Linked DNA regions of Mus musculus: region 2 is linked to region 1. A link is a contact called in ENCODE Hi-C or POLR2A ChIA-PET data. All regions are on one chromosome and are shown on one strand. Each heading gives the region's core, a stretch centred on a gene start or an enhancer-like site at or near the end of the contact. The rest is flanking DNA. Distances are from core to core; before and after follow the strand shown. Region 1 holds the start of Cxcl15 (chemokine (C-X-C motif) ligand 15). Region 2 holds the start of Cxcl2 (chemokine (C-X-C motif) ligand 2).

Region 1 (5,774 bases), core at 2,224-4,723:
TAACACACGGGCCTCTGAGGGACACACAAGATCTCAACTGTAGTCAACACATATGAGCATTTGGGTTTATTTATTTATATTTTGGTCTGTTCCTCCAAAGGAAGCTGTGACATTCTCAAGAACAAAGCTCAATTTAAATTCTCTTTCAGGAAATAGTGTCTACGAAAGGTTCTGATAAGGAATGAATGCCCAATGGGAATGAGCAAGAAGTCTTCTTATCATTTGATTTACGTTCATCTTTGGACTATATCAGCCCTCTTGTGCTCATGGATTCTGTAGCTAGATTCTATAATAGATTAATTAAACTCTGTCCTCTTAAAATTCATCTGCAGCAGTCCTAAGCTCCGATACTTCAGGATGTAAGCTTATTTGGAGATGTGGTCTTTAAACAGGCAGCCGTTGTGATGCTATATAATATAGTGGAGAGACAAAAGGGACGTCACAGTAGGGGGCTTAAATAGGGAGGGGGATGGAAGAGAAAGGTAAAGGAGAGAAGAATATGGGGGAGAGAACAACTAACACTAAAGACCATTCAAACAACCATATAGAAACTTACTACTGTAGAAACTTCCTAAAATACATACACATATGAAAGGAATCTAAATGGATTCCATTGGGGAAGAAACTGGGGCATTGGGGAAGACAACGTCCCAACTAGATATCTTATGCCATCAAGCAAAGCCTCCAGTGGCAGGAATGGGTTCCATCTTGTTGAGTAGTTGGACCAATGGGCCCAATGGAAATCCCCAAGTGTCACAGACTATTGGTTACACTTCACAGATGGTAAGGTTCTATTGCTGAAGCCAACACTAACATGGGTAACTGAACACAGGGAGATTGATCTGGTACCCAACTAGAAGCTTCGCTCCTATTGACTAGCATTCACTGTACTGGAAGATGCTCTGCACTCTACTAGGGGAAAAAGGTAACCATCAATATCTTTCAGCTACAAATCCTGTCACCTGGAACAGTAACCCTACCTGCAAGGTACACTGGTGGAATAGTGGCACCACTGCTAAGGGAATAACCAACCAGTTTCTGATTGAATTTAAGGCGCACTCCGTGAGATGGAACCCATACATGACACACATAATACTACTAAAATGAGCAAGAACCTGAGTGTCTTAGGGTTTCCATTCCTGCACAACATCATGATCAAGAAGCAAGTAGGGAGGAAAGGGTTTATTCTGCTTACACTTCCACACTGCTGTTGATCACCAAAGGAAGTCAGGACTGGAACTCAAGCAGGTCAGGAAGCAGGAGCTGATGCAGAGGCCATGGAGGGATGTTACTTACTGGCGCTTGCTTCCTCTATCTTGATCAGCTTGTTTTCGTATAGAACCAAAGACTACCAGCCCAGGGAATGGCACCACCCACAATGTGCCCTCCCTCCTTGATCACTAATTGAGAAAATGCCCCACAGCTGGATCTCATGGAGGCACTTCCTCAGCTGAAGCTCCTTTCTCTGTGATAACAACTCCAGCCTGTTTCAAGTTGACACATGAATCCAGCCTGTACATTGAGACTAGACAAATCGTGATCCTAGGAGAAAATCTACTATTATGTTAAAGAAACATAGCATTAAAATAACTTCCAATGACATATTGCTGTGCTCATATAGTGCCTTGCTCATCCTTCATCAGAGAAATTTCTTCTTGCAAAAGGTGGGAGCTAAACAGAAACCCACAACTGGACAATGTGCAGGGAGTGAGACACTTTGAAGCACTCCATCCCAAGTAAGATGATTTCATGAAAGCCTTTCCTTCAAGGCTCAGGGATCTATATAGAAGAGGAGGCATAAAGATCGTAAAAGCCAGGGCTGATGACTCTAAGCAAACAGTGTCTTCCTGACACAACAGAACTGGTGCATCTATAAGCCCACAGAGACTGTAGAAGCACACATAGAGCCTGCAGAGATTCAAGCCAGATGGGGGTCCCAGCACTGAGAGGAGAGAGTTGACAAGAGCTCCCACCCCTAGCCAAGAAGCTATTTGCAATTGATACAGACTGACAGCAAAAAAACATTATCAGTTTTCTGTAATGGAGTCTTAGTAGGGATATTAATCATACTTTAGGGTAAGTCCCATGTCCTAGAGCAGTTGGCCAACAGAGAACAAACTCAATGGTAGTTTTGTAGACTTATACCTCCATTTTGTTTGGGTTTTTTTGGTTTCTTTTATTAGTCCTTTGTTTATTTATTTTGATTTCTGCTGGTGTGTGTGTGTGTGTGTGTGTGTGTGTATTGTTTTTGAATTCATTCCTCTTAAACTCATTAAAAATATAATGGTGATATTCGAGACCATTTACTGCAACAGAAAGGAAGTGATGTAAGTAGTAAAGGCATGGAGGAAGGTGGAGACTCTTGCATGAAAGTTTTCTGGTTGGCATCTTCTTTCAGAATGTGTTTCAGTGATTCTCAACCTGTAGGTTGTATAATCCTTTCATAGGGGTTTCCTGAAGCTATCAGAAAATATAGATGTTAACATTATGATTCATAACAGTAGCAACATTACAGTTGTAAGGTAGCACTGAAAATATTTCATGGTTGGGGGGAGCACAACATGAGGAACTGTATTGAGGAGTTGCAGCATTAGGGAGGTTGAGTAAGAAGCACGGTGCTACATAAAGAGACAGAAGGCTGTGGCTCTGGACAAGTATGAGTATACTCAGTAAAAATACCTGGAACATTTCTGTCCCTTGTAATACCAGAAAAGGGACAACCTTGCCCACACCTTGGTCTTGGACTTGAATTCTCTAAAAGTCACAACATTGCTGCCATTTAAGCCACCTAGCCTCTGGCTGTGACAGCTTATGCTATTGCTGTGTGTGCTAAAACAAGGAACAGTTTATTTTAGATAATTAAGATCAGTTATCTGCTTAAGAGCCAGGAGAGCAAATCTCATAGTCTTTTGCTACTTAATTAATCTTAAAACCCAAGGAAGCTTATACACACTAAGTCCCAAATAGCTGTAGTCTTCTATTCTTGATAGGATAACTCTTAGTAGGTTGTGTCAGTCTGGACTCCATTTCTTCTGTAGTTGGTGCTATAACATGATTTCACCACAGTAAAATTCTATTAAAACTTCAAGCAGGGCCATAGTAATATGTACAAGAGCCAAAAGCAAATATTTGCTCTAGGAAAGTATGTTAGTTCCCTTCTTTGCCCAAAGCAGGGTTTTGTTAAAATTATGTTCTCGTGGCCCCATTCATCAACGACAACAACAAGGGCCCCTTATATTTACACAGTTTCAGCTCCAACAAAAAAGAGATTCTTATCCATATGCCTCGAGTTCATCTCAACCTGCTCTCAACTTCTTAATTAAACAAAGCTTCAAAGCTAAGCCCAGCCTCCTTCTGGGCTTGTGAAGTGGCAAGCATGCCACTTTTCCTTCTTCAGTGGGGAGAGTGGAAGAAGAGAAAGAAAATCTCCGGGGCTGCTGGGAGCATATAAAGAAGCCCTGTGGCCTTGCTGGTTTTACCATCCAGACCAGAGTCAGGCCACAGACGGACATGGCTGCTCAAGGCTGGTCCATGCTCCTGCTGGCTGTCCTTAACCTAGGCATCTTCGGTAAGCTAACGGGGAATTTTTCTTTTCTATCTAGGTACTGGGAAAACCCAGAAGACATTTCAAATAGAATGAGGTGGTTTGGGCCATTAATCAAACTATAGAAATGGCTAAATTAAAGCCTGAGCAGGAAAGCATTTAGTTTGTTAAGTTTACGGAAAGTCTTCGTGAGTTAAGTGAAACCCTCCACTTGACTTATTAGGACCAGCTGACTATAAGAATCTATGGTTTTCTTTTTAGATCTGAGAGTAAAAGAATTATTACCAACAGACTTAGAGTATTAAACTGATCGAAATTCTTACTTTTCAACTGATAAAATTTACACATAATCATGAAGGCGTAAGTGCTTTACCAATTAGTTACTGGCTGTAACTTTAAGCAAGGTGCTAGTTGCCTACTTTATTTGCAGTTTTCTCAAACACAGTAGGAGCTTAAAAAGTGTTTCTTTGCCTTAAGATCATACACTCTGTGTTAGTCTTGTGTGCCCTGCTGTATTGGCTCCTAAGTCAAAGTAAAGACTTGAGCACTAGGGACTTGCTCTTCATGAGAGACTCTCTACTCTTTCCCCTACAGTCCGTCCCTGTGACACTCAAGAGCTACGATGTCTGTGTATTCAGGAACACTCTGAATTCATTCCTCTCAAACTCATTAAAAATATAATGGTGATATTCGAGACCATTTACTGCAACAGAAAGGAAGTGATGTAAGTAGTAAAGGCATGGAGGAAGGTGGAGACTCTTGCATGAAAGTTTTCTGGTTGGCATCTTCTTTCAGAATGTGTTTCAGTGATTCTCAACCTGTAGGTTGTATAATCCTTTCATAGGGGTTTCCTGAAGCTATCAGAAAATATAGATGTTAACATTATGATTCATAACAGTAGCAACATTACAGTTGTAAGGTAGCACTGAAAATATTTCATGGTTGGGGGGGAGCACAACATGAGGAACTGTATTGAGGAGTTGCAGCATTAGGGAGGTTGAGTAAGAAGCACGGTGCTACATAAAGAGACAGAAGGCTGTGGCTCTGGACAAGTATGGGAAAACTATTACCTAGTAGTTGTGCTCGCTCTCATTTCTAAAACTGGCATGCAGTCTTTCCAGAAAAACAAACAAACAAACAAACCAAACCAAACCAAACCAAACCAAACCAAACCAAACCAAACCACTAATCAAAGAAAGCTCCTTAGCAGAGGAGACAGTTGATTTCATAAACTCTGCTGAGAAAAGCGAACTTTGAAGTCAATGATTACTCAGAAAGCAAAGATACACAGCTATGGGCAAGAATATAAGAAAAGGGGATCATCAATGTATGTATGTATGTATGTGTATGTATGTATATATGTGTATGTATGTGTGTATGTGTATGTATGTATGTGTGTATGTATGTGTATGTATGTGTGTATGTATGTGTGTATGTGTGTATGTATGTATGTATGTATGTGTGTATGTATGTGTGTATGTGTGTATGTATGTGTGTATGTATGAGTGTATGTATGTGTATGTATGTGTGTATGTATGCGTGTATGTATGTATGTGTATGTATGTGTGTATGTATGTGTATGTATGTGTGTATGTATGTATGTATGTGTACACTTACATCAATGAATGATACACACACACACATATATTCATGAAAGATTATATTATACCTTTATAGGTTCTTGGTATAGTTTTAAAATTTTGATAGGTTTGATTAATACATTCCTATGTATACTGTTGCTGTAATGTTAGATGCATTAAATTTAGATCTTACAAAAACAATATTACTAATTATAATTTCAATATTTTTTTAACTTTTGAGTCAGTTTATTCCAAAAATAAATATCATTACACACTTATCAGTGACTTCCCATGGCCCAGAATTTACAGACAATGGGATAATCGCTTCTGCAAAGGGCCTGCAAGTGAAAATTTGTTTCCTTTTGTATATTGGCTATGTTGAATGTTACAATGAAGCTGTTACAGTAAAAGTTACTTTTACTTTATGAAAAAAAGGAATCTCTGCATTATACACTTGGGTGTACCAGCACATACAATATAGCCTAATGACTCTAGGGAAATTTTTCAGGGGCAATTTCAGACCTTACAGACTGTACAAAATTCCTTCACTCTTCAGTTATAACTTTTGTTCTATACATGTATGTATGTATGCATTCATCCATGTATGTATGTATGTATGTATGTATGTATATACATGTGTATGTATGGAT
Region 2 (5,951 bases), core at 255-2,754, 110 kb after region 1:
ATATGGAGGCAAAAACAAATTTTGTTTTTGTGTTTTTTTTTTTTTACCTTAGCATTTATACAGTGAGTTTTTAGAAACATTAACATTTATTCATCTGAACATTTTGAGACAGTTATTTGGGTGCATTTCAAAGATAAGAAGCTAGCACATTGGTCACAGGTGGGTGTCTATGTCCCAGTATCTAGTGGCACAGCATTTCCTCTCTGGCAGCTTTGAATATCCTCCTGCCTCTCACACGCTTCTCTGTAAAACGACCACATGGCTCTCAGAGAGCTGCACTCAGACCCACAACTATCTACAACTTGTGTTCTAGATGACCAAGAAATAAAACCCAGGGTGAGAAAAATGAGCTAGTGAAAGACAAAGGCTAGAACTGAGGGCTACAATAGTTTGTCACAATCAGTGAAAGCTCAATATGATCCTCTAGTGGAGAAATCAAATCACTGGGACAAGAATGGATGTATACAGTGTGTGTGTGGGGGGGGCTAGATTTGCCTCGATAACAAAGGGAGAGAGAGAGAGAGAGAGAGAGAGAGAGAGAGAGAGAGAGAGAGAGAGAGAGAGAGAGAGAGATTGAAATCTGGCATCTAAATATTTCACAGATACAGGTACACGTTTGTTGTGAAGCGGACATGTGAAGGGCGCTACCTCCTCTAGGTGTCAGCACTGACTGGCGAGTAGACTGTCCCCAGGAGAGCCCTTGCCTCCTGCAGCTGGAGACCGCCGAGAGACCACCAAGTCTCTGTTTCTTGAATTCATGAAAATCTCTTACAGCTGATGTGGTGCTCACCAGCACACTGGAAGAGCCTCGGAAGTTCCAGAATTTCACAGAGGAAGTTATATGAGATTACAACACTTTGTCCTAGGTTAAACATGAATTAAGCTTTTGACACATCTCCCCCCCCCCCCCCCACGGCCCCAAGTCGGGTAGAAGGATATGACACAAAATGTGATTTACTCGTGCTCAGTACACCGCAGGAACAATGCACTCTTGTGTACAGCCTGAGATGACTAAATTTCAACGGTGTACTTACGCAGACGTAAATAAATCTTCATCTAGTACTATCTATGAGTATGTAACTAATAGAGAAGCAATCCCCCATCCCCCGCGCGTTCACGCTTGAACACACACACACCTTAATTTCTTCAGTCCTAATGACTAAAGTTCCCCAAACTGTTAGGTCTCCACTGATGACATAGCTCAGTAACCACTGTCCTCTAGCAGGTGGTCACTTCAGCGCAGACATCACTTCCTTCCTTTTGAGGATTTGGGGAAGGACATCCCAGGGTCCCATAGTGGAAGGGCAGGGCAGTAGAATGAGGCAGGCAGCTCACGCGCGCGTGTCCCCAACCCACTCAGCTTAGGGGCGGGGCTCTGTGCTTCCTGATGAGGGGACCCTGAGCTCAGGGAATTTCCCTGGTCCCCGGGCTTTTCCAGACATCGTGCATAAAAGGAGCTCTCGGGACCTCAGAGCCCCAGACTGCGCCTCAGTGCCTCCAACAAGCTTCCTCGGGCACTCCAGACTCCAGCCACACTTCAGCCTAGCGCCATGGCCCCTCCCACCTGCCGGCTCCTCAGTGCTGCACTGGTCCTGCTGCTGCTGCTGGCCACCAACCACCAGGCTACAGGTGGGATTCGGATTCGAGGCTGATGTTTCTGGGGAAGCCTCAGGTGGGCGCAGCCATCCCCAGCCCTTCTGACCCAGTGTCTTCTCCTACAGGGGCTGTTGTGGCCAGTGAACTGCGCTGTCAATGCCTGAAGACCCTGCCAAGGGTTGACTTCAAGAACATCCAGAGCTTGAGTGTGACGCCCCCAGGACCCCACTGCGCCCAGACAGAAGTCATGTGAGTGTCTCCCTGGATAGCCTCTGCCATGGCCAGAGTTGCCCAGACCCTCCTGCCGCCCCATGCTCACCCTAAAGAAACCTCGTGCCTTATAATGATCCCCACATCTCTCTGCAGAGCCACTCTCAAGGGCGGTCAAAAAGTTTGCCTTGACCCTGAAGCCCCCCTGGTTCAGAAAATCATCCAAAAGATACTGAACAAGTGAGTCGCGATTTGTGCTTACACCTGACTGGCACCCGATTTCTGAAAATTATAGCAGGGAAAATCAAGGTTAACTTCAGTTCAGGAACCTGAATTATTATTTTCATTGTTAACTTTGTCCTGTGAGCATCAGTTTGAATTGATAGAAGGGTACGACTAGCTCCTTTCATCTACACACGTAAAAGTCCTTCCTTAATGGATGGTCGCTGTGTGTCCCTAAGAATTAAGTAGATAGAACCAACTAGCGCTGGTGTAAAGCCTGTTATCTATTAAGATTCAATACTTTACCCCTGCCCTTTCCATGTCTGTGGGCTGTAAAGTCTAACTCTTGGTTTTGGTCAAGGTGAGCCTCTAAGGCTTCCCGATGAAGAAGAGCTGGGGTTTCCAGTGAGAGGCTTGAAATTCAGGTGTAGGCTCTCGCTCTTATCCTGACTGAGTTCAGTGAAAAAGCAATAGGTATTGTTCTTGTTTACAACGTACGCGAAGTCATGCCTTGACATTTTTACTCTTAACATCATTTGGAAAGGTTCAAGCTGGTACAATTGTAACGCCAGCTCTACTATTCTAGTTTCAAAGCGCCCAGAGTGTTTATTGCTGGAAAGTCCAGCAATAGGTAGCAGGTCCCTTGTGGAGGCTAGAGATGGTTTCGTTTGGAGAGTAAACCAAGGTCCAGGATGAAGTCAAAAGAAGGGGGCTCTGCAACCCGCCTTTAAGATACCCACTAACAGCAACCATTTTCTCATCACAGAGGCAAGGCTAACTGACCTGGAAAGGAGGAGCCTGGGCTGCTGTCCCTCAACGGAAGAACCAAAGAGAAAGAAAAAAACAAACAGCACCCGGGAAGCCTGGATCGTACCTGATGTGCCTCGCTGTCTGAGAGTTCACTTATTTATTTATCTATGTATTTATTTATTTATTAATTCCATTGCCCAGATGTTGTTATGTTTATTTTGATATTTAAAGATATGCATTCGCTAATTCACTGTAATATCTTAAAAGGTCATTTTAATATGTTAAAGTTTATTTTAATAATGTTTAATGTGTTCAATTAAAGTTATTTAACTTATATAGTTGGAAGGTGATAAATTTTTAAACCTATTTATTCATTAGTTTCTGGGGAGAGGGTGAGTTGGGAACTAGCTACATCCCACCCACACAGTGAAAGAGACTGGGGATAAGGGGTGGGGGTGGGGACAAATAGATGCAGTCGGATGGCTTTCATGGAAGGAGTGTGCATGTTCACATCATTTTTTTGTAAGCACCGAGGAGAGTAGAACAGCTGTTATTTAGGTTTCAGTGTTTGTAAACTGTATGTACAACATTTTTGATGCTGGATTTCAATGTAATGTTGTGAGTAACCCTTGGACATTTTATGTCTTCCTCGTAAGGCACAGTGCCTTGCTTAGCAATTGTTTTGTCATGCCTTTTCGTGTCTTGAAGTGGACACATTTATTTATTCATGTATTTTTACAAATAACAAAAAATAAAAACGTCTGTTAAAAAAAAAATCCCGTGCTTAAGTTTGTTTTATATATCTCAATATTTTATTCTTCCATCGTATTGAAGGTGTCAGGAATGCTTAAGAAACCATGTTTCCTGCAGCAACAGCTACTAGCTGGAGTCTCCCTTGTTTTTGTCAAGAAGGCACACTTGATGCCTTTCAAAGTCTCTGCAGGATTTTTCTGTCAGAGAATCCCTCTCTAACATATTCTTTCCCCCAAGGAACAGCTTGAGGTTCATTGCTAATCTGAGGAATTTTTAAAAAGTGTTTTTAAAGCTTTCATTTAAATTATTTTTCCTAAACTTTTTATTTATTTGTGTGTGTGTGTGTGTGTGTGTGTGTGTGTGTGTGTGTTTATAAACAGGTCTTGCTTTCCCTCCTACTGAGGTTGATTCGGAACTGCAGTAATGTGGCAGGGTCCTTCTTCAGAAGTCAATCTGTGCAATGAAATTAAAGCTTAGAAAACATGAGAGACGGAGCACTTTGTCAGTGTAAGGGACCACCATGAGGAGTTTCTCCTAACTTCCAGGGAGAGTTGGTTTAATTTCCCGAAATGCAGTGCTTTTCTAATGTCACCAAGTTTGAATGCTCTCTGAGCATGTCAGTTTTAATGTAAGCTTCCCAGACAGGCAGGTACACACGGAAACTCCAGAGCAGAGGTAAAGATTGACATGAGGCAGGGAGAGCTACGCTGTGGGAATACCCTCCAGACCTGAGCAGGAAGAGAGAGAGAGAGAGAGAGAGAGAGAGAGAGAGAGAGAGGTGACTCAGTGGGACCCGTCCTGGCTGATATGCTGAGGTATACCATGAAGGTCAGTGGTTGCCTGATGGTCTGGTACAACTCCTAATGGCCCCATACTGTTTCAAACACCCGTACTGTTCTTTTACCACCCCCTCATTGTTTTGAGTGTATTTCCCTGAACTTCCCTAGTTAGAAAATCCACTCCATCCCCCCCCCTTTCCCCCTGTCAGATCACTTGTACCAGACTAAATTGATCTATTCAGATAAAACTGAATGGAAATTTTCTTTCTAAGGTAAAGGAGATACTTTGAGCTTTGAGACTACCAAGAGACATGATCTTCTCAATTCTATTAATTTTTCCACTTAGAGAGTTTGGTTTCTTGATGCAGAAAAGGTATGTTAAATATGAAAAAAACTGAGGCATTTTAACAAGATAGCAGAATTGGAATTCACAATTCATTTTTAGTAATTAAACTTTAGGTACATGGAAATATCATATAGCTGTAACCAAATACAAATTACTGCTATATTCTGAATTCCATTGCCCTGACAGCCTACACTTAGGGTGGATTTTATTATATATTGATAGGGTTATAGGAAAGAACATAAAAAGAAAGACTATTGCAACATGCTAAGACTTGGGATTATTCTCAAAGGGGGAAAAAATCTTTCTCTAGAAATAGAGAGATAGTTCAGTCAGCAAAGTTTGTGCCACACAAGCCTGAGAACCCGAGTCTCTGGATTCCCTGCACCCACTTAAAACTGGGCATTCATTGATTTCTGCCCTACACACACACACACACACACACACACACACACACACACACTTCTCATTACATCACTCTTTTAAATTAACTGCAAATATCAATTTCCTATAAAATTTGATAGTTCCCCCTCCAGAGAAGTTCATGACTTTATTAAGAGTTTTATTATATCCAAAACTTCCTTTCCCTCTCTAATAAAACAAACTGGGAAAAAAAAATCTACTTCCTTATTGACTAATGTCTAACAACTTTTTCCTTTCTTTTTCAACAAAGAGGGCAAGACAATACATTGCTCTTGAGAGTGCTTGGGTCCATCAGGGCTGCCTTAGAGAGTCAGCGAGCATTCTCTGTTGTCTGCTTTTGCACAGTTTATCCTTTTATTACGTCCACTGGGACATGTGTAGAAGACAAAGTCTAGCTGGGGAGAGTTCTTGTTTCCCCTCTTCTGAGACAAAGCCCTTTCCCTTTCTCAACCCCTTTTTAGTCTGTTTCTCCCACAGAATGTTGCTGCCCACGCTGGGGGTGGGCTTCTCTGCTCTCTCAAGCCTTTCCGTAATACAGTGTCATAAACGCAGCAGGTCTTATGTTTCCATGATGATTCTAATTTCCATCAAGTTGATGATGAAGGTCAACAATTGCATATAATAAGCACACGCATACAGAAAGTCATATGGTTGTGTGGATAGTGGATAATTTTATAGACATTTGTAATTCTTTCATGCATGTGAATAGAGAACACTTAAAAGACACAGCATGTTTTTCTAGGTTTGATTTTTGTTATTTTATGTATTTATGTTTTCATACTCATTTATTTCTGTGTGTGGGTGTGTAAGAGCCACGGAGTGCGTGTGGAGCTCAGAGGATGTCATTCAGGAGTCAGTTTTCTCCTCCTGTGTAG

The links. Hi-C counts contacts between places; a loop is a spot of excess contacts on that map. ChIA-PET counts read pairs that join two places held with the same protein, here RNA polymerase II (POLR2A).
Region 2: a map of Patski shows a loop between it and region 1 (2.2-fold over the local background). The contact joins the promoter of Cxcl2 here to the promoter of Cxcl15 in region 1. A Hi-C loop is called at or near these places in 9 of 37 maps with a recorded cell type or tissue (Patski, T-helper 17 cell, adrenal gland and 2 more). POLR2A ChIA-PET finds 5 or more read pairs at or near these places in 1 of 5 experiments (Patski).

What each region holds. Positions count from the first base shown.
Region 1 is chr5:90,791,061-90,796,834 of GRCm38, forward strand. Cxcl15 (chemokine (C-X-C motif) ligand 15) reads left to right here and starts at 3,474. Exons shown (of 4, transcript NM_011339.2): 1 at 3,474-3,568; 2 at 4,139-4,268. The coding sequence starts at 3,511.
Region 2 is chr5:90,902,395-90,908,345 of GRCm38, forward strand. Cxcl2 (chemokine (C-X-C motif) ligand 2) reads left to right here and starts at 1,505. Exons shown (of 4, transcript NM_009140.2): 1 at 1,505-1,629; 2 at 1,722-1,845; 3 at 1,963-2,046; 4 at 2,795-3,544. The coding sequence starts at 1,551. The coding sequence ends at 2,810.